2 separate regions of the Mus musculus genome follow, and region 2 is linked to region 1. Evidence: chromatin loops called from intact Hi-C (ENCODE). Cell type or tissue: heart. All regions are shown on one strand. Links, peaks and the distances in the headings refer to the core of each region. The heading gives the core; the rest is flanking DNA.

Region 1 (11,158 bases), core at 4,460-6,959:
GGAATGGCCAGGTATTGTTGAGTGTAGCTGAATAGATATGTTTATAAGATGTTTAAATGATTGAAATTGCAGGTTCTTTTATGGTTGCAAACTAAATAGCAAAGCTCAATAAACCAACCCCTAAAGTATGGTGCCTACTTATTATTTGTCTTGGGTCACTTTGGAAACACATTTTTCTGAGAACTCTTCATGTGCTCTGGCGTTTCACCCAAGCTTGATCGAGCTTATGCTCACAGATGGGTATTTCCAGTTGCTTTTGTTTCTCTTGGCCCCATTATTGAGATGGCCTCCATGTGGAAGAAGGCAGAGCTCTGTCTCAGGCCTTTGTTGTCCACAGTTTATATAAAATTACTATGCTGAATTAGCAGTGATTATACTAACTGGTGTCTGGAAGGCATGCAGTACACAATACCCAGACTTTCTCCTGTTGTCTAACCTGCCCAAGAGGGCACTGCAGAAAGTTAGGAAGGTGAGCAAGCTTGTGGCTAAAGTAGTCAATTATTTGTAAATAGTATTTGCTGGGTTTTGAGGCAGCGGGTATCTATTCTGTTTTCTTTGAAAAGCTTTCCAGGCAGTTGTAGGTTCTGTTGACTTGAGTTTAGTCTCAGGAATGTGCATGTAGCAGGCATTTCAGACCCACATGTTAAGGAAATTTTCTTATTCTCTGTTTCATCTTGGAGGGGAAGGGAGCATGACCCTGACTGTAAAGATAATTAGAAGGCATCACATTGGTTACTGTGGAAGGAACCATTCACAACATCACAGGCCATCATCCAATAATTCTAGAAAACAAACCACAGAAAGAGCCCCTCTGTGATAACCCACCGAGGCAAGCTAACTTCTGCTCTGTAACATCCAGCCTGAGTCTTGCTCTCAGGAGACTTTGCCTCTCTCTAATAAAATGTTAAAAACACAAATCCTGTTCCAAGTCATCACCAAGAGATCATGGCTTGCTGTTTCTCCCGAAGTAATGCCACCTATTCATTTGTCAAAAGGAAATTGGATTTGGCTTTTGTTTATCAGCATCCATCTTCCCCCTGGGATTTATTTTTTTAGAACAACAGCAAAATTCTACTTCCAAGTGGTACGAGCAGGCAGTGGGAATAGTAAATGAAGCTTTGGGTTTGTGGAAAGCGCCTTCTGGTGAATTTGAACCCCATATATTCTGCTTTCTAACTCTGTGGACTTAGGTGGGTCACTGAACATCCCAAGCCCCCCTTTCATCGTTTCTAAGTGCATCTGTAGATAACATCTATTTCAAAAGGTTCTTGTGGGCATTTGATGTACTCATCCTTATGAAACACTGTGACACGGGTCTCAGTTGGCTGTCACCATGCACTCCTTGACGATGCAGATGGTACAGGGCACTCACTCCTCTTAGGGATATTATATATATTCTCTTTTATGTGTGGTGTGTTTTTCTGTTTTAGGAAGGTGGAGAGACCTTGCCTTTTGTCATAACTTAATTAACTTAGAGTTGGAACAGCCACTAGGTTCCATAGTGTATCCTAGTTAGGATTAAAGTGTATTTGCTGTAATTAGTAACAGTGCTGCAAAAAGCCACCAACTGGCCTTTCTGTTCCCCAACAGGAGATCAGGGTCCTGCCAAGTGCTGTCCCATGAGTTGGCCGCTGGCAAGTCCATCTACGCACATCTTGAAGTTAATCAAGAATTTTAGTTGGTTCTATAACCCATTCATGAGTCAGTCTCTATAATGCAAATGGGCTTTTGCAGATCACAAATCAAGGACCAGGAATACTTCAATAAATTGAGAATATAGGATGCTCCTGTTTTCAAAGAAAAACTCCTCACTGAGACCAGCTTCCTGTTGCTGCAGGAGTAAATGCCCACAGTGCGAATGTCCTAAAACAGTGTCCCCTACTTCACTTGTGGTTCTCAGTTCAGAGTCCTTACAAGTTCCACTAGGTGACATTACTCGGTGTCACCAAAAGCTCACTGCTGGGGCTCTAGGACAACTGTCTTTTCTGCTGTCTGGAGACATCTCTTGGCTACAGCATAGCATCCTTAATTCTTTCTCTGATTCTCTTGCCTCAGATTAGCAAGGATGATTGTAGCTGTCCAGAGCCTGCTGGATCATCCAGGATTATCTGCACATCTCAGGGGAAACAGTTCGTGAACTTACTTCATGTTGGTCTTGTAATCCAACAGATTTGTAGGTGCTCTTTATAGGATGCAGACACATACTCACCACATCTTGCAAAGCCTGCGTTGAGTGAGTTTTTGTGAGTTGATAGTTGCTATCTTCCACCATCTAAGGCATGATATGTTACATAGAAAAAAATATTCTAGAGACCTTCCATGAAGTTGTTACATAATTTGAATAATTCAATTTTTGTTGAAAATTGGCATTGGGATGGCATCTGTCTCCATTTGGTCTCAGTTTGCACCCTCCACCCCCTGTTCTCTCTGTCTTACTCACAGGCACACACTCTGGTATGTCTGTATACACATGCACACAGATGTGTTTTTCTGACATTTCAAGTCAATATCCTGCCAGTAAAAATGTTAGGCTTGCTTTGCCCTCCTGCTTGTCTATGTGTATGTTTTGAATTTTGTTTGTGAAATCCTATGTCTTCCTTCTCACATTTAGATTGGCAGTCCTCCAATAGTTAATCTTTATTAAGACCTTTTTAATCATTAAAACAAACTAAGTCAATGTTGTTATTATTCTTTTTAAAATAGTATTTTTTCCTTAGAGATTTTCATATATGTTTGGAATATAGTTACACACACCCCAGCCACCCTTTCCATCCTCCCGTCCCTTCTCATGTAACTTCCAGTTTTCCTCCTTTTCTTCCTCTTGTTCTTCCTCCTCCTCCTCCTCTTCCTCCTCCTCACCCATGAATTCCAGTTTGTATTGCCTGACCGATATGGGTGCCGTAGTCCTGGTGAAGATCCTGGCTCTGTAACTACACAAACCACTCTATCTCTAATTCTCAGTCTCCTAAGAGATGCTTTCCAGAATGGGGTCTGTTCTCTGTGTTAAATGAGGGCTATCATGTGCCCATCCCATATCAGAATTTAATTCCCATGCCAGGGCTTCTTAAACATTTCCCTTTACAACCTCATGCTGCTGGAGAGTAAGTTTGCATAGTAATGAGATGAGCTTGTTTATTTTTCATGGAGAATTAAATCTCTACTTAGTATTTGCTTTTACATAATAAAGGTCATCCTCTGATAAAGAACGTTTTTCAAAGTTGATATTTTTATTTTATAATCATCAATGCTGCGCTCCCTGCTTGACATACATTGTACAAAGTAGCAGAAGTGTACATGGGGGCCATGTCTGAAATTGTTGGAGATTCTGTTGGGATTGCCAAGTCTGAGCTTTTAACACTTCTATGAAGCTCATGCTTGTGCTAATTTGGAACTTCCATGGAGAGAGGACCAACAGCAGGGACCTGTTAAGGCTTCTCCCCCGTGATTAAAACCGTTCGGCTACTTTAAAAACAGAAGATTTTGTATGGACAGGAGGACTCTCAGCCTAGTCTGGAATCTGAGCGGAGGTGTTTGTATAGTGTGTTGCACATAACGGTTTCCTGCAGGAAGCTCTGATTCACTGGGGTGAGGACCTTCTTGATTCTCAATTACTCTTTGGTTACACATTCATAAATCTTATTGTTGCCAAATGGGCCATGACCTTCATACTTTATGCAGTCCCTTCTATGCTTCCAACTGACAGTTTAAAAGCTGATAGAAGATCTTGCCTTGGTTCTTGTTGTATTCACAGATTTGACCCAAGGGATGGGATGAGGGCACAGGAGAAGATGAGAGGGTATCCTGGCACCTGGCCTTTTTTGGGAGGTTCTGGTATGATTGGCAGAGGAAGGGCTCCCAAGCAGTGCCAACTCCCATAAAGGAAGGAAGGAAGGAAGGATTTGTTTGGCCTGGTAGTTCAGAACAAGATAGTTCACCGTGGCGGGGAAGGAAGGGCACTGGAAGCAGCTTGGTTTGTGGCCTGACCAGGAAGGAAGGCAGGGAATACTGGGGCTCAGCTGCCTTTCACCATTTTTTTTTCCTTCTGTATTTAGTTCAGGATGCTAACCCATGGATTGGTGCCACCCATGTTTAAAATAGATCTTCCCTCAACTAAACCTCTCTGGAAACACCCTCATAAAATTACCCACTACATCCTTGTGCCTCATTAATGCCCTGAAGGTTTTCTAGTCCAGTTAGGTTGACAATTTGAACACCACAAGGCACCCAAACACAACACTTGGACTGTACCATTTTACCCCTGTCCCCAGAGGCTTGTGGCCACCTCTTAATGCAAAATGCATTATTCTAACTTTGAAAGACTTCATACTCTTATCTCAACAGTGTTAGAAGTTCAAAGTCTTTTCCAAGACTTGAGACAAATCTTAGAGCATAACAAGGAAAGATCCCACTAAAACAAGACTGAATCCTAGCCAGAAAAACACCAAGTCTTGCACCTCCGTATCCCGCATCTGGGACATCTGGCCCCTCTGCCTCTAGTTTGGCTTCCGGCAGTGCATGTGGCTTTTTCTTGGCTACCTGCACTTGGTGCCTGCTGCATCCCTTAGCAACTGCTGCACATTTCTGGCCTCTCCAACACCCTGTTCTGTGGCTTAGCAGGAAGCTGTGTTTTTATAAGCCTTATGCTTTCAGCATGCACTGAAATAAACGCATCCAAGTCCTCTCATAACGACTGTTGATGCAGAAGGAAATTCAGTAGAGAGCGTTGGTTGGCTGGATATCAACTGATTTACATGATGATCTGCTCCTATTTAAAATCATTTTGGAAATTATATAATTCGGCAGCAGACCTGGTATTTAAATGGAATCCCCTCTGAACCTCTTTTTTATTACTATTGTTCTTGTCCTTGACTTTAAAGGAGATGCTCACTTTGATGCGTTTCGGGTCTAATCTGATAGAGAAATCAGATGTGTGTGCTACAAGCTATGGACTGGGGGGAGGGGGGGGGGTCCTCTGACAGCAGGTAGTTAGCTATCTGTCTCCAGCTTTGAGAAGAACTTTGAGTAAACTCTACCCTCTTGCATATTATGTGCATTATGTATACACTTTACAAGAATTTTCATTTTCCCAAATGATTTTTTTATCTAATATGGTAATTCATAAGTGAGAAGATACATATTATTTTTATGTGCCTGAATATGGTAGAATGTGTCATTCATGCCTCCATGGGTCAGGTGCATAGGTTTCCTGTGACTCTGAACTCATGAGGTAAAATCAGGGGAACTCTGTCAAGAGGAGAGAGGGGTTTGGGTCACGTATCCTGTCATTACTCCTCAATAACTGAAGGGTGTGTCCAGTCAGTAGAGGGGCTGACTATGACTTTTCTGCTGCAAGAACACTTGTGCATTTTCTACCTGAGAAGGGTACAGTTGCTGAGGTAGGTGGTACCTCTGTGTATTGTTTTCTTTCCTATCTAGTACATCCCAGATTGACGTCATCGGATTTCTACTGTTTGTTTTAATAAGAACTAGTTAGGAGACAGCAAGGCAGACTGTTCAGGGGTTCCTACAACAGAGTTCTACAGTCAGGAAGACAGTTCAGCTCCCCGTGTGGAGATAAGTGGGAGTTTACAGCCAGAGGGGAGGAGGAATATGCTGTGGAGGGTCCTGAATGAGCTCATCTAACAGGAAGCTTGCTGAAGGAGACCAGGTGACCAACCGTCACATGCAGCATGGTGGGAGTCTAGGAACCTGCTCAGGTGTCAGGGCTGGATGGTTCTTGCTAACACTGGGTGATCCAGAGATGGACACAAAAGCAATAGAGAGCAGGGTCCCAGGGACTTCAGTAAAGTTTGCTCAAAGGAGACCCTATGTCCAAATCCACCTCGCTGTCTGCCTTCAATTCTAGGAAGCATCTGCGTTTCCTCGTGCTCTTTGCCTAGCACTTAAGTAATCCACTGACAGTTGGTTTATCAGGTCACCTACTGAAGGCTATCTTTGTTTATTTCCCAGTTTGGGGAATTATGAATAAAGTGGTAAATATCTAAGTGTTGCTTTGTTTTCGAGAGTAATCTTACATTTATAGGAAAGTTGTATAGTTATTTGTGCAGAAAATTAGCCCTTAGCTAATTTCTCCAGTGTTGAAATATGATATTGAATTGTCAAAACTAATTAACATGGGTACATTGCTGTTGTTTAGGCTTTGTTTACATCTCAACAGTGTTTTCACAAATTTTCTTTGTATATTTTACTCTCCGTCTCAGGATACCACATTGGCATTAGTAGTACATTAAGTGAATCTGAGTTTAAAGCAGTAGTTTGAATGTGTTATATTTACTAAATATCTTCAAAATTCTCAGCATATGCTGAGAATAGGAGTGTAAGCGTGTCAGCTATAAGGGGCCAGTGTCACTTGTCAAATGAGCACTTTAAATATGAGATTATTATTTTGAGTGTTTTTCCCCCCAAGTTTGCATCTAGCTTCAGTAAAACGTGCAGTGTGTTTAATGCACTGAGAGGGGCTGCAGGCTTTGATTACAAAATGTTGTTTCTCAGCAGCATTAGAGCTGACGGGTAGGTCATTCTAAGGGCAAGTGCTTCAAGGGGCTGGAAGGACACTGGTGGCAGTTGTGGTCCTAGGAGCTGTCGTTGACAATTTTTCAGATCTGTCAGAGGAGAGGTGTTCAGGTAGCTAATGAGCATCTTTAAATGTTTTGCTGGCAGAAGGACTCCATGAAAGATGACAGAAGAAGTCATTGTCATAGCCAAGTGGGACTACACTGCCCAGCAGGACCAGGAGCTCGACATCAGGAAGAACGAGCGGTTGTGGCTGCTAGATGACTCCAAGACGTGGTGGCGGGTGAGGAATGCTGCCAACAGGACAGGCTACGTGCCTTCCAACTATGTGGAGCGTAAGAACAGCCTGAAGAAGGGCTCCCTGGTGAAGAACCTCAAGGACACACTAGGTGAGTGTCCATACCCACAGGAACACTCGGGATAGCACTGTTGCTTCAGCGTGTGTGTATCTGTATGTGCCTGTGTGCGTGCGTGTGTGTGTGCATGTGTATGGGGTGTGTGTGTATGTGTATGTAGTGTGTGTGTGTTTTGGGGCCAAGTGTTAATGTTGATAGCCTCTTCCTTGTGTTTTATATTGAGATCAAGATAAAGACTCTCCTTATCATTTTCTGGATAAGTTATACAGTTTGGGATCTTGGGTAAATCAACTCTTCTGTGTGCTATGGACCCCTACACAGTTGTCTGTCTCTTTGTAGAGGACCCTGACTTAGAATCATGACAAGTTCAGTAGTTTTTCCTGTCAGTGTGCCAGCCTTTTATCTTACAAACTCCCGTGCATTGGCCTCTGTGCACACAGAAGGAGAAGGCGCTTTCCCCTCGTCTTAGTTGATAGGATATTTTATTCCACAGTTTCAGGCAGTTAATGTGTAGTTGTGGTGATTAGCAACATGACATCAGAAGCCTCTCAAATGGACCCCTCCATCAGCCCTGTTTGGTTATCTCGTTCTTCACAGCTGTGCCTCTTTTCTTCCTCTGGTATATTAGTTCCTTTCTTGTCACTGTAACAAGCTGCTTGAGGTTAGGTTACTTTATAAAGAATAAGGCTTAATTTGGCTTACACTCATGGTCCAAAGTCAAGTGGCTGTGTTTGTATTGCCCTCTTGGCAAATTTTCAGTGTGGTGTAAGTACAATCTGGCAAGAGACTAGGGGAGATAGAGAATTGACTGTGTGTGTTTTCTGATACTGTTCCCTCTGTAAACACCAGTATTTATGCAGTTTCTATCACCCAAAGGCCCCACCTCTAACCACTGTGATAGGAACCAGTTTCTTCTTTCTTACATCCTCTGTAGGGGATTTAATTCAGCACACGGTAAGGAGATACATTCAAACCACATTAGTCCATAGTACCTGGTCAGACAGGGTCATACCACAGTGATGGGCAACCACACCTGAATGTGCACAGCGTGCTCACCAAGCGTGGTTACTGCTTCAGATTATCTACGAATAGAATCGGGAGGGCTCTGTGGAAGGACAGCTGAACTGAGCTGACAGTTTACAATTGTTGCCTCCTCAGGTAAGTATAAAGTTGTTTATAGGCAACAATGGCAGCTTGCCACTTGAGGTTTGTCATGGAAGTGAGCCAGTATCCTCACCTGGGCTAAGTGTCTATAGGCTTTCTTTGTGTGTTACTGAAAGAGGATTAGTTTCATTGGAGGGGGCAGGGTGAAGGAAATATGGGGAAACTGAAAACAAAATCACACTGAATGTGGTGGGTGTTGCACAGTCCCCATCTTCTTCCTTGTAGAGTCTATAAAGATCAGTGCGCACTCTTCAGTGGGTGAAGCCTTCAGTCATCGGGAGGTGTTTTGTGCTATGGTTGGTTTTTTTCAGAATGTGTGTGGCTAATGTAGACGCTGAGGCTGCTGGAAAAATTCCATTGGTTATTAGCATTCTAAGTCTTTTTCCACTGAACTCTCTCCCTTGTGTATTTTTTTTCCTTGCTTGAGACAGTCACTGGAAAGAAATGCTGCTGTCCTATTCTTAGGACTCTTAGTTAAGTATGATAAATAAAGAAGATGTTGAATGGGCTGGTGCTTCAGTGTTGTTCTGAGAATATTTGATTTTCTAGCCTCCTCTTAACACGCCCTCTGTAGTAATGTTGAGCATTGTTGATATATTTTGCCTTAAAAAAAAAATCTTGAGAAGTCTATAAACCACAAAATGCACAGGACTTGGAGGTAGAATAAGTGAGCCCCCAAGCCCTCAAGGGCTGCAGTTGACTTTCTTAGAAGGAAAGATAAGGCCTCGGTTGGAGCTCCAGCCTTATCTTTGCCCAGTGTATTCAGATTTCCCTGAGTGCGATCAGTTCCTCTTGTTTCACAACCCTAGTTACAGAGCAAACCAGCACATCTTCACCCTGGTGCTGGGCCGGCTCCCCTGTCACTGACAGACCGCCATCTAGCCCTGCTGGAACACTTACACTGCTAGAAAGGGCCAATTCCATTTTTGGAGAATACAGATTGTTAGAAAGTGCTTCCTTAAATAGAATCGAAATTTTACATTTCTCCGACTTCCTCCCCTTGGCTCTGACTCTGCCCTCCAGGGCTATGCCAAGCAGAACAAATCTCTTCAGTGAGTGACAGCTCTTCTGTGAGCTTCTGTCTCAGCTTCAACACATCGTTCTTAGGAAACATTTGCATTAAGCATGAAAGATTGCAAAAATACAGATAAGCTATGTTTTAGATATCCATATTTATTAATAGGAGTTGATTTTCATAGCCAAGGGGCCTTGGGATTTAGGGAGAAGTAGCCTGATTAATTTTTTTCCACATTTTATGTGTGCATGCACATACAGAATGGGGTGTACATGTGCCACAACATGTATGTGTGGGCCGAAGACAGCCCATGGGCATCTGTTCTTTCTACCATGGAAGTCCCAGGGATTGAACTCATCAGATCTTCAGATTTGATGGCAAGCTTCCTTATCCATTAAGCTACTTCACTGTCTTGCTCTCCATTTTTAGTACTTTGTTGTTGTGGTCTGTTCATTTGTTTTTATTACCCGTCATGATCACCTTTGCCATTGGACAAAGAGAGACCTGGTTATCTTAAGTACAGGCTTCCTGTTGAGGCAGTACCTAGAAGAAGGGGAGGCATCTTTACCACGATCTCTATGTGCAAATCTCTATGTGCAATCTCTATGTGAAAGAAGCAATAGCTTCTTTCCTCTACAGCCTGTCTTTCCCCAGTTTGTAGGCCACAGAAAGTTGAGAGTTCTTTCTGTAATTCCTCCTGTCTCCCAGATATCCCTTTTAATATAAACCCCAGAGACTAAACGTAACCATTTGGGCTTTTCTGTGCCTATCCTTGGTCTGAATAATGCCAGGGAGACTTATTTTTTTTTAACAATGGTTTTGGCCTTATCTTAGGCTTAATCCTCAACTATCTTTTATATTAACCCATTTATTCTATTAAAAGGTCTGCAATGCTGCCGATACCCTCTCCGTTTCATACTTCCAACTTCCTCTGTGGCTTGGTGGTGAATCTTCTTGTGCCTGACTCTCTTCCAGAATTCCTTCTCAGTCAGTGTCCTACCTTCTAGTCTGCCTTTTGCTATAGGCCATAGGCATTGTCATTTAACCAATCAGAAAGTGCCTTAGGCAAGCAAGGAAGAACAGAGACACTTCTTGACATAGTATGTATAAACATTTTATCCCTACAACTGTTTATGGCTTCCTGTTTAGTTACAGACTCTGGTGTGTGCTCAGAGTTGAGTTTTAGATTGGAAAGTGTCTCTTCTGTGGGGAGGTATCAAAACAATACTGACTTACACTGCCTACCCATTCTTGTAACTGAGTGATGTCATTCATGTAGGCTTTATACGGCTGTGGGAATCCACCTGAATCTGAGGGCCATGGTAGAACCCCCATAGTTCATTCCCAGTTTGAAGTAAATCACATAGGCGTCACCAACAGAGCCACAGTGCTGTGAACTGAGTTTCTATCTGTGAGGAGAGGAGATGGTGGTGTGGTGGGCCTTACCTCTCCTCCGTTGGAAACTTATGTCTTGTGTTTTCTTAGAGCTGCTTGAAGGCAACAGTATATTTGACAAAAACATCTCTTCAAAGTATTAACATTCTTTTCTTTTAATAATTTGTAGTTGAGTAAAACAATCTTATCTTACATTTTCTTTCTTGAGGGCAAAACATTTATCCACTGGATCTCCTTTCATGCTCTGATCCTGATCATGAACAGTCAAGAAAAAATTTCCATGAAGAATAGGGATTGTCAAGAGCTGGTTCAGCAGGCAGTGTTCTGACATCTCTGAGCTCAGCAGTGAGTCAGCCCAGGCTACTTCTGGCCTTGACATTACAACTTGATCTGTATAACTGAATAGGCCAGATATCAGCCTTATGCTAAAATATTTTGAGATGGAGACCCCCTCCTCCCCAGAGATAACTTTCAAAGATTTCTCTGCAAGTGCCTCAAACACAATTTTTGTTACCATTCTGGTTTTAGCTAGAACCCACCACAGCCCCAAAGGAGTTGAACCATGCCTGAGTGACTACGAACAGTAGACAAGTTAAGCAGAAGCACTGTGGCCTCTGAAAGGATGAGAGGAAAGTGTGTGTGTGTGTGTGTGTGTGTGTGTGTGTGTATGTGTGTATGTATGTGAAGAAAGGCA
Region 2 (11,158 bases), core at 5,690-8,189, 64 kb before region 1:
CAATTTCAGAGGCCATAGAAGGCATGGCAACATGGCTCCTTGGCACTGTGGTGGAGGAGGCGATAGGGTGGTTCTTCAGCATATTTCTAGAATGTGGTTTTGGGATATGGAGAAAAATACATTCTCAGGGCCTGCTTTGCACTTAATGACTTTTTCTCCTGGGACAAATTGGTCAGAAACCTGTTGAGACGAGTTTCCCAGGTGATTCTGATCTGTATGGGAAGTTAAGGGCCTCTGCTATGGATTAGAATCTGAGCCCTTCTCCTGACTTGGCTTGTGTGGAGGCCCTGTGCTGCTCTATGCTCTGAATCCTTAAGCTCCAGGCAGGGGCTTTTATTCTCACAGCGTGTGCTGGCTAGTCTTAGGCCAGTTTGACACACAAATTGGAGTTATCCAAAAGGAGGGAATCTCAACAGAGACAAAGCTTTCATGAGATCCAGCTGTAAATGGGGAGGGCAGAGCCTATTGTGGGGGATGCTATCCCTGGGCTGGTGGTCTTGTGTTCTATAACCACAGACGATGAGCAAGCCAGTAAGCAGCACCCTTCCATGGCCTTTGCATACGTTCCTGCTTCCAGTTTGTTCCTGTTTGAGTTCTTGCCCCGCCTTCCTTCAGTGATGAGCAGTGATACAGAAGTGTAAGCCAAACAAACCCTTTCCTCCCAGCTCGTTCTTTAGTCACGGTGTTTCGTTGCAGCAATAGAAACCCTGAGTAAGTGCCCACCCCGCCCCCCAGTTTCTACCATCTTGGTCTGACTCCCTTTATATGAGCCTATGCCCCTTCTTTCTAGATAGCTTCACTTCTCAGTTTGATGGTTTCAGGTTTGCGGTAGAGGAAGAAATGAATGACAGTTCCGAGACCTTCTATAGAAAGGTCTGGGCCAAGGAAGGGAGACTTGTAGTGGTATCATTTGAGTGTGAGGCCAGGAAACAACTTAGTCTTCTGCATCTCCGAAATTACATAGGTTACAGAGCTTCATTGTATCCCTTTATGTGACTATAACTTATGATGCTGTATTTGTGTATTAAAATGACTAAATATAAATTCAACAATGTTTTTGAACTTGCAGTCTTTTCAATCTGTGCCTCTGTTGTAGCTGATGTCCATTTTGGTCTGCATACACACACACACACACACACACACACACACACACGGAGCGAGAGAGCGAGAGAGAATTGGGGGGGCGGGGGAGGGTCTTACTTTATGTTTTAAATAGGATCTCACTGATTTACTAGCACAGGATTCAAACTCCTGGTCTCAAGTGATCTTCAGAAGTACTAAAATTACAGGTACACACCACTGTATCTAGCTACATTTCTGCTGTTACTTATTTAGTTATTATTTTATTTATTTATTATTTGAAACAAGGTCTTTCTAGGCAGCCCAGGCCAGTTATGTAGCTAAGACTTGAACTTGAAGTTTGCCTGCCTCTGCCTCCCAAGTGCTGGGATTAAAGGCATGGGCTATCATACCTAGTTCTGTCTGGTGTTCTTCTTAAAGAAAGATTACTACTAGTTAGAGATGACAGATATGAATTTCAGTGGCTTTGTGTGGATACCACTTGACTCCATGACATTTATGGGGCTGGGGAACATTCAGGGCTGTCTTGGGCTTTCCTGTCACAAGGCTGGTGACTGGAAAGATGCCTGTGAGAGTGGGGAGTGAGCCAGGGGTTTCTGCTGATTCTTCAAACTGAGGGAGGCCTGGCCTGAGGGTGTCGGCTCCAGGACTTACTGGGCAAGTGTCAGATCGCAAGCTTGGCCAATACTTATGAATCATCTCGAATCTGCCTTCCCTACTTACAGCCACGGCAAATCAGGAACTCTCTTCTCTGAAAAGGGACTTAATCTCTGCTTCAGCCCCCAGTTTGAGATCTAAAGGTTTGTTAAAATGGGAGTTGGAGCTGATATTGTATAGAGTTCAGAATTATTTCTTAGAGAAGACTTATCCTATCCACACCCGTCTGCTGATAACTTCACAGGGGTTTGTGGACTTGTGATCAAAACAGAAACCCAAACCAGGCATTTTTATTCTGACCAGCTTTTAGTTCATATATAGTATTTCCTTTAAGCGTGACTTTAGTGGCACAGTCCATACCCTTTGCAATGACCAGAGAAATAACAGGAATTTCCATGTGGTTCCACCGTGGCTGCATGCTGCAGGCGAAGGCAGATTCCTTTCCGCTTTCCTTTGATTTCCTGTTAGACCTGCCACTCGATCTTGCTGGTCATTGTGTGCATAAAGATGCCCCGCCTGAGGTGACCTGTGACCATATCTCAAAATTAGTTTGGAATATTGAGTTAGTAACTTACGATATTAAAATTGCCTAAAACCAAAACCATTTAAAACCCAGAAGGTTCTTGAAAAAGTCTCCAGGCCTCAGTAATGTGCCTGTAGAGAAAGGGCACACGGCATAGAAAGACAGACCTGGCTGGAACAAACATAATCCTGCCTTCTGATGATGTCCTTGCCACCGGCCAGAGGCCGTCTGCCTAGGCCTTGCAGGAAAGTAGCTCAATTTTGTTACCTAACAGAACTCTTCCCAGCCTTGCAATGTGTTACCTACCTTCAGGTAGATAACATAAAATATGTTCTCCAAGGGGGGGAAAATCTAAAAACAATTTATTTAAGTTATAAAAAGCTCCATTATTGTTTTTATAAATAAAGAATTAATTCATAGTAGGAAATTATATACTGTTTCTTGGCTAAAAACACTAATGTACATTTGTTTGGTTTAAGAGGTTATTTTATAATGTTTTGGCAGTTGGATTGGGCCTTTACAGCCTTGTGATGACGTCTAGGAACAGAAAAAATGTCAGTATCTTTAGAAGATCTCACGCCTTAAGGTTTTTTGGCTCTCTGGTGTTCTGAGGCAAAGCAGCCCTTGGAGCTTTTGACCTGTGTTTAAAGAAAAATGCTGTGAAAATTCAGTGATAAGACTTGGCACACACATTGCTTGCATTGGGCTTCTGTGGGTGCAGCACTGTAAATACCAGGGGTGAGAAACTCCCTTTAGCGATGCCTCAGAGGTGCGCTCTCAAAGCACCACGGCCACGGCAGCAGGCGCTGATATTTATTGAGTACTTAACAGGGCTGAGCATTTCATACCTGTTGTCTAATTTGATTCTCTCTACAACCTTACAAGGCTGCCCTTGTCCTTGTTTAACAGATGAAGTGGCTGGTTTGAAGAAGCTAAGCAATTTATCCAATTGCTAGTCTTGGCAGCTTTACTTTGGAGCATTTTCCTGTGGGTGTGCTCTATTTGCACGCCTCTGCCATGGTGCTTGGCTTGGCATTGGCCACAGTCACGATTCCTAGGTGTGTTGCATGTTCATTCTCCAGATTAATGGGCGGTGTGTGGTAGACATCCATAATTATTTTAGCCATGCAGTTTGAGTGGACGAGCTCCCTTAGCTGTGGCTGCCCTCCCAGGGCTGCTGCTTCAGGGTTCAAGCCCAAAGCACTGTGAAGCTGCCTCAGAATCTGATAGCCAATCCTGTCTGTCTGGGAAGGAAACCAGTTCTGGTTGTCTAAAGAGAAGCTGGCGGCTTTGCCAGGCAAAAAGATCTGTAGGTGCAAACAGAGCTCCAAGTATTTTATTGAGACCCAGATCCATCCCCTTTCTTTTCCTCCTTTCCTCCTTTCTTACTTGCTTACTTAGAGATTTATTTATGAGGGCCCCAGGTATGCTAGGCAAGAGCTCTACCACTGAACCACACCCCTAGCCCGAGACCTTGATTTCTGAGACACAGTTTTTTGGCACTTTTTATTTATTTTCTTTCTGTGGTATGGATGCCTTTGAATAGTAAGGATGACACAGTAACTTTATTCTTCTTTATTGAGTGTATCTCTTTATTGTTCTAATTTTATAAATTCATGTCTTGCTAAAATGAGCAGAACAGACTCCTTAAGACAGTTGTGAAGAAGACTCCTCCCCATCTTGCAGACTTCCTGTTCTCAGCTTCATGTTTGCAGCCTCTGTTTTTGTGGCCACTGTGTATAACTGTACAATCTTCTCAACACATACATCTCTCCCTTTGAAGGGACTTCCTGACAACAGATGAAACACTCTTAGCCTTGGCATGTCCTTTTAAGAGTGACTGTTGCTCTTGGTAGGTTGTTCATTGGAGCCATATTTGGGGCACAGGGTAAATGGTAGAGTTGGATTATTATGCTTTTAGTCAGTGGCCAGATGAAAGAGAGGCCTGGGTATTCCTTTGTTTAGTAACCCATTTGCTACACACAAACATCATCTAATGGTGGGGGTGTGCTTGAGAAATCTGTCATGTGATTCATGTCACAAACCTAAATGGTACAGGAATACCAGACAGCCATGTTACACACCTGGAAGGTCTGGATGTATGTATGTATGTGTGTGTTCATTCTCTTGTTTGTAGTCATGATGACAGCTGTACAAGATTAAATTAAGCACAAGAGAACATGAGGCAATCAGGAGACACAGTAAGCTCCAAGTATTTAAGACAGCAGAGGGGTTATAGTTTGTGTGTGTGTGTATGTGTGTGTGTGCTATGAGCAGTCATTTATCATCAAGTGTAATGTCCTGCATACAATTGCACATGCATTTACATATGTGGCACAGTCGGTTCCATGAGCATCAGTGCCAGGGTGGCTGTGACATTACCAGTCTGTAGGATGTTTGTGTTCCAGTGTCCCCTAAGAACCACTGTAACTTACGTGATTTGTCAGTGACTGAAATTTCATTATGTGGCACATTATTGTATTTTCCGTCAGCTTGTCATGCCTGAAACAGGCAGATAGCCTACCAGAGGTACTATTTAGATTGTACGTTTTAGAAGAAGACATGTTTTGACTGGGTGTCTTTGTAGGCATGTGTATTGGATGTGGCAGGCCCAGACTCCAGACTCACAGAGCTTAGTAGTAGGCTGTGTATTTTCAGCTGCTACACGTGTACTGTTTATTACGCAGTGTCAGGTGACTAATACAGGATACCAGAGTGGCCTATTTTTATTACTTCTTGGTCAGCATTTGCTACCAAGCATGACTCTTCAAAATTACTATTCTCGTTCTCCGTGAGGTTTTTATGGTGTTTCCCCTAATTTTTTCAAGAGTGCAGAAAATTACTTTACGGGGTACCTTTTTTTTTTTTTTTTTTAGCAAAAGGGTGAAGAGGAGATGTTGGAGGTGAGGGCCAGTTTGAACCAGTGGGTGTGAAATGCCGCAGCACTCGCAGCTTGAGGGGCACAGAAGGTGTGCAGGCCTTCCAGCTGGGAACTGTGTGTGCTGAGGGCGTGGTCCTGGAGGCACTGGAAGGAGTAGGAGAACTTGGTCTGTTTTAACCTGCCATAGATACCTTGCTCTCTGAGGGCTCTTTTCCCTTCCCAGAGCCCATCTACACTGTGGCCTGTGCTAGGAACCCAGGGATGGGCTTCTGCAGACTGTGCTTGCATCCACACACCCTGCCTCTGCTCCCTCATAGGTTTCAGGCCCTGCATTCTGTTGCCTTCTGTAATGAGGTCTGTTAGATTTATTACTAGTTTTAATGTCTACAAGTTAGTATAATGATAGACTAGTGCCTTTGTTTTCAGGGGTTTTTTGTTTCTGTTTTTGGATGCATACTGTTGGTCAGACTCAGGAGTGGAGGGAAGTGTTGGTCTCAGAAGCCTGCTGTCCTTTAACTCCTTCCATGTGGGTTGCACATAGGTGCACATAGGTCGCTGTGTGAGGTGGATGGTGCTCAGCAGCACACGGAACCAGGGGCTGCTGCTTCTGGTGCTGACTGAGCATAATTCCATCCACAAACCTTGTGTCTGTGTTTAGAGGGCCTGCGGGGGTTTTATTCCCTCTGTGCGCTTTGCCATTGCAGGGATTCTGTGTGGGTGAAGTCCACTCTCACCTACCAATGCTGAACGGTCGTGCTCACCTTCCTCTCTCTAGAAAGAGGAAGCCTGGAGTGTTTGATTGTGGAGTCCTGTCTGTTCCTTTCATTAGATCCCTTTTACTTTAGTGGTGTCATATTTATTGTTGTTGAGCCACTGTAGGCAACCCCATTTAAAAAGTAGAGAAATGTATTAATGTAACTTCCCATTCAGTTGTTACTGTAGGGCAACTGCCAGCATAGTCTGCTCGTGATGGACAATAAAAGCTTAGAAGTTGACATTGAGTTAACTCGGTAGGACTTTATTTTTTTCATTTAGCCTTGTTTCCACAATAGCTTAACTGCTGTTTTGTGGAAGGTATTTTTGTAGATGTTCTAGCTTGGTGCGCTGATAAGACACATTTAGGAATATCTCTTTCTGAATGTGTAGAACAGTGCTTGGCAAATAGCCCCTGGACTGAATCTGTCCCGCTACCTTTTGTGTGATCAGCCGTATTAGAACACACCCTGGCCAGGCATGGTGGTACATAACCCTAATACTTGGAAGATGGAGGCAGGAGGATCAGGGATTCAAGGCCAGCCTGGCTATGAGTCCCTGTCGCAAAGAAAGAAATACACAAAATCAAAAAAGAGAAAAAGAAGACAGCTGGGATTGGTCAGTTGCATGCTGCTTGTGGCCGCTTTCGTGGTAGCATAGTCGTGGTAGCATAGTCGTGGTAGTGTAGTGGGATTGAGTAATTGTGAGCTTGTGACCCACAAGGCCAACACACTGTGTTTTTTTCGCTCTTTCTGGAAGAAGCCTGTTCACCCTGTACGCCGGAAGTACAGATCTGAAGTGTGACAATGCTGCTTTGGAGCCTTGCCTGCCCCTTTCTTGGCACCATAGCTCTGCACTGTTTTCTGGGGCAAGAGGAGGAGGCAGCCTTCAGCAGAGGGTTTCTGAAACAGAGTGGTTCCTGGCTTATACCCGATGTCTTAATCTGTAGACTTGCTTGTTTCTTCATGGAAAATTTGAGGTAAATTTCAAAGTATTATCCTGTAGAAACAGAGGGCAACCTGTGTGCGAGCACTACAGATATAGCACCCGTGACCCCCGCAACCACAACTGAAAAGTAAAAGGAAGCAGACAGATTTTAGTGGTATGTGGATGAACCCAGTAGAACCCATGTCATGCCAACATATAGTCAGCGTGTCAATTTACTACATTCCAACCCCCCCCCCCTTTTTTTTTGAAGACTGCAGCGTTCCCCCTGTTATGTGTCTTACTCTGTAGCACGTCACAGCTGGAATAGCCATATCCTGAGGAAGCAAGCCCCCATAGTAGGCAGCCCCATCCTCTGATACCAGCTGGCTGGCCTATATAATAGTCACCCCCAATGCAGACTGCAGGACTGGTACATTCCTCCTAAGTTATGAGCACTTGGCTCAACAAGACTGCCCCTCCCCGGCCCCCTTTCAGATGCTAGCTGCAAAAGAACCGCCGCTATTTCTGACTGATCAGTTAATCAGTTAATAAGTTCCCATGCCTTCCTCTTCCTGTTCATGAATGCCATGCGACAGCTGCCAGGACTCAGGAAAGGCCCCGGGTCTACCTGCAACACCACATTTTGCAGAAGTCAGTTACTGCTAGTTTGTTAGGGGACATGCAATTCAGGAATGGCAGGGGACAAGGATGCACAGGCTGTGTGTGGCTGGGGCAGTGAGTGGCTCCAGAGTTTTTACAACCTTTCCAGTTTCCTTCAGAAAATCACCCCAAGGGGCTCATTAACCAGGGAGTCCCCAATCCAGTGTTTAAGAGTTAAGACCCAGTTACTGTTCATCTCTCCTCTGAGCAAGCAGTGGAGGCAAGATCGAAAGACCCCCATATTATGTCCCATCATACGCACAAGTTCAGTCGTGGCCTTTTGTGGCCCAGGATCAACTATCACTCTGGAAATTCTGAGGTTTTCTGGGAGCTCTGTCTGGAAGCCTAGAACACTGCCCAGAGATACTTTTTTGTATTATTTCCATGACAGGGCAGCACTAACTCAAGGCCCACCCATCCCCACCCCTTCCCCAGCTGGCAAGACCTATTTAAAACACTTCTCTGTGAGCAGCTGAGGCTTGCTTATTTTCCATTCTCCCTTGCCCTTGTCTGAGTAATTGTGAATCTCACTGCACTGGTAACTCCCCCACATCTTGGTTCTCAGGAAGCAAATGCAGGAAAATATAGTAACATTACTAGGGATCTTTAAGCGTAGCATTGTGACTGTGCTCACAATAACTTGCTGAAGAATAACCGAGCTGTGGAAGATAAGTTTCCCTGTGGGCTTTCCGAGAAATAGGTTATGTAGCTAAAACTCTCTCCATCCTGCCCACTGTCCTTGTGGACGGTGCGCAGAGCAGACTGACATGGGAGCTTGTCTCATAACCGTAGCGCTCTGGATCTGCTCGGCCTCATCTAGCCAGGTTTGGTGGATAGGGTGTGTGCGTCTAGGTGCTGCTGGTAATTAACGTAGCAGAGGGTTTTGAGTTCTTAGTGATGTCTTTAGCCTCTCTTTGCCTCCTGTGGTGCTTCTGCACGGCGTTGTTTTACCCCACATGTTGGGAATAGAAGCTGGGGCCTTGAGTATACTTGGAGGAGAACGCTCGATCACTAAGCTACACTCACTTGGCGTTTTAATGTTTATTTTTTAGGTTTTTTTAATATGAAGCTGCATTCAGGACTAGGAGCCAGAGCTCTGTCTCAGATCTTGCCCTCTTCAGTCAGCCTGTATCACGTAGATTGTTTCTTGATCCTTCTTCTCTAGGAGAGAAGGTCTGTAGATGGATAGTTACAATATGGGTAAGGTTGGGTAGAACATTTGTTTAACTTGCGTGAGGCTCTGGGGCCCAGCTCTAGTGCCACACAACAAACCCCAGAGCAAGACAAGCAGAGCGGTGCCTTGTGCCGAGCCTTATTTAAGCCTTTTCACAGGAATGGTGTCGCAGTAGAATAACCGCTATGGAATTAAGCGGATCCTGGCCGCTAAAGGGGTGTCTGAGAGGTTTAAGCATTTCCTACTCTGAGCATGTCTTTGTACAGATGCTTTAAAACTGAAGAGGGTGGCTGATGGCCTCTGAGTGTCTTAACAGCTTCAGGAGGAAACACACTTGGTACCTCCTCTTATGGCGGACATTCTTATGAAGGGTCGCACCTGTACCTGCCTTCTACTTTGCTAGTGGGTGAAATACACAGCGTGGTTGTTTCTAGGTAATTAAGAGGCTGGAAACTTACACCGTATGTGAGTGTGTTTGTGTAAATGATGGTATTTAAAATAGTGTCAGTGGAAGCAGGGGGCTTTAGAAGCAGAAGGTTAGTAGATCTGCTTTAGAAAGAAAGGCCAAGGGTCTCTAAAACGGTCCTGACATAACTCAGAATTAGACTGCCTGTGGTATCAGCAGGCAATAGTGCCTGGGATGTGGACAGCAAGAGTAAATTGAGTTGTTACTAGTGGTGTGTGTGTGTGTGTGTGTGTGTGTCTGTCTGTCTGTCTGTCTGGGTGGGTGGGTGAATATGCATACCTATGTATGCCCAGGGGAGGCCAAATTCAATGTCAGACATCTTCCCAGTTTGCTCTCCACGGCGTCTCACTGATTGGCTAGACCAGCTGACCATCAAGCTCCCAGGATCCTCCCATTCATGCTGTGCTTTCTCCAACACTGGGAATTTAGGCATGTTCCATCATGCCTGGCCTGGGTGCTAGGATCTAAGTCAGCACCTTCTTTTTGCTCAGCAAGTACTTTACCCACTGAGCCATTTTTTTCCCCCCTGGCTTGTGAATTAGTTTCCATTATTTTAAATATGGAGATGTTTAGCAGGTTGGTAAAAATATTTTTGGTCTTTTAAAGTAGTTCAGCTCTTGAAGGAAGTCATTCTAAGGAGTAGTCTGGGCTTCACGCGCTGGCCTGGCATCTGATATGCTTCTCGACCGCTCGTTATCAGATCTGCTGTTAACACTGTGATTCTGCCGTTTTATAACTGATCGTTTCTAGTAAGAAACGTGGGGCCTGGTTTGGACAGATTCTTCAAGAGTACTTTCACTCTTATTATGCCCCTTAGGTAGAAACCAGTATTTTGTTATGACTAAAAGAAAGTTTTTAAAAGCTAATATTTCTAAAAAGGAGGCAGTTCAGGTTTTCTTAGAGTCCATAAACCTTTCTAGAAAAAGCTGGATACCTAGCCATTTTCTTCTGCCCAAAGTCAAAGTCTTGGTCTCAAGGCTGTCTTTCTGCTCTTGGACCTACCTGCCATTCAAATCTGTATTTTTTTCCCTACAACTGTTCCCAGAAGCCCCCAGGGCTTTGACTTCCCCTGTCCATGGGCACTCTCAGGACTACCTATCAGTTCCCCTTCCCTCAGTTCAGGCTTGTAAGATGTCTGGGAACTCCCTCACCGCCCAGTGTTGGGGAACTTCGGCTTATAAAATCCCCCTTTTCATTCACTCTACTGGAGGCAGAGGAGAGGCATGCAGGCAGATGCTGTTAAGGATGGCAATGTGGTGGCCTGGGGAGGCTGAGTGATTCATTCTGGTATCTTCCCAGTAGCCTCTCAGAACCTCTTGGGAGTACTTGCTCTTTTTAATCCCTAGTTTGGAAACCAAAGCCTTACTTGGACTGTTGACTTTGACCTCCTCAAGACTCAGCTCCAAAGTGAGCTTGCATACTTGGTCCCAGAGGGGAACACACCCAGCTTTTGCATGCATAACACAGGACCCTATCATCTGCCTGTGTTTAATAAGTAGAAGGCTGAGATAAAGGATCGCATTTGTTGTGTTTCTCCCTGGGACATTGTTCTTTCATTGTAACCCTACTTAGACTTCATCTTTAGCTATGGACCATGTTTCATACCAACTCTTCCAAGAGTGACCTAATGTCTCCTGTCTGCGTTCCCTCTCACTCAGTACTGGGACTGGCCAGTGCACTGGGCAGTACTGGATCAGGGCTTGCATGTCACTCTTGGCTTAGCATACAGTCATCAGTGTAGAGGAAATGCATAGGACAGTGACAAAAATATTGCCTCAGAACCTGAGACTTCTTGCCCTCTCCTGCATGCCAGACTCCTAATCCCACCTTCTGGCGTTGTCCTGACTGCCTCTGCTGTCATCTCCTTGTCCCAGTGTGGGACTTCCCCTTCCTTTCAGTTATTACAAAGGCTTTCTTCTTAACAAGCTTTCATTCCATCTCATTTCTTCACCAACAAATTGTTCCCTGCTCTAAGCAGATCTGCCCTCTCACCTAAGTGAGGAGTTCCTGTTTTCCTCGGGCCATTGCCTCACTCAG

What was found. Peaks named below come from ENCODE experiments on the same cell type or tissue, not always from the same donor. Only the 100,000 strongest peaks of a DNase experiment are listed, where the experiment ranks them.
Region 2: a loop joins it to region 1, with 2.0 times the contacts of the local background. A loop is called at or near these places in 4 of 42 quality-filtered maps.

The regions. Positions count from the first base shown.
Region 1 is chr1:43,526,871-43,538,028 of GRCm38, forward strand. It overlaps Nck2 (non-catalytic region of tyrosine kinase adaptor protein 2), which reads left to right. Exons shown (of 5, transcript NM_010879.3): 3 at 6,682-6,923. The coding sequence starts at 6,698. Among named protein-coding and RNA genes, the nearest start is that of Nck2, 87 kb to the left of the region's middle. In heart, for the core only: no CTCF peak of the experiment used is centred there; no DNase peak of the experiment used is centred there; H3K27ac peaks cover 472 bases.
Region 2 is chr1:43,461,156-43,472,313 of GRCm38, forward strand. All of the region lies in intron 1 of Nck2 (non-catalytic region of tyrosine kinase adaptor protein 2), which reads left to right. Among named protein-coding and RNA genes, the nearest start is that of Nck2, 21 kb to the left of the region's middle. In heart, for the core only: no CTCF peak of the experiment used is centred there; a DNase peak (open chromatin) is centred at 6,716.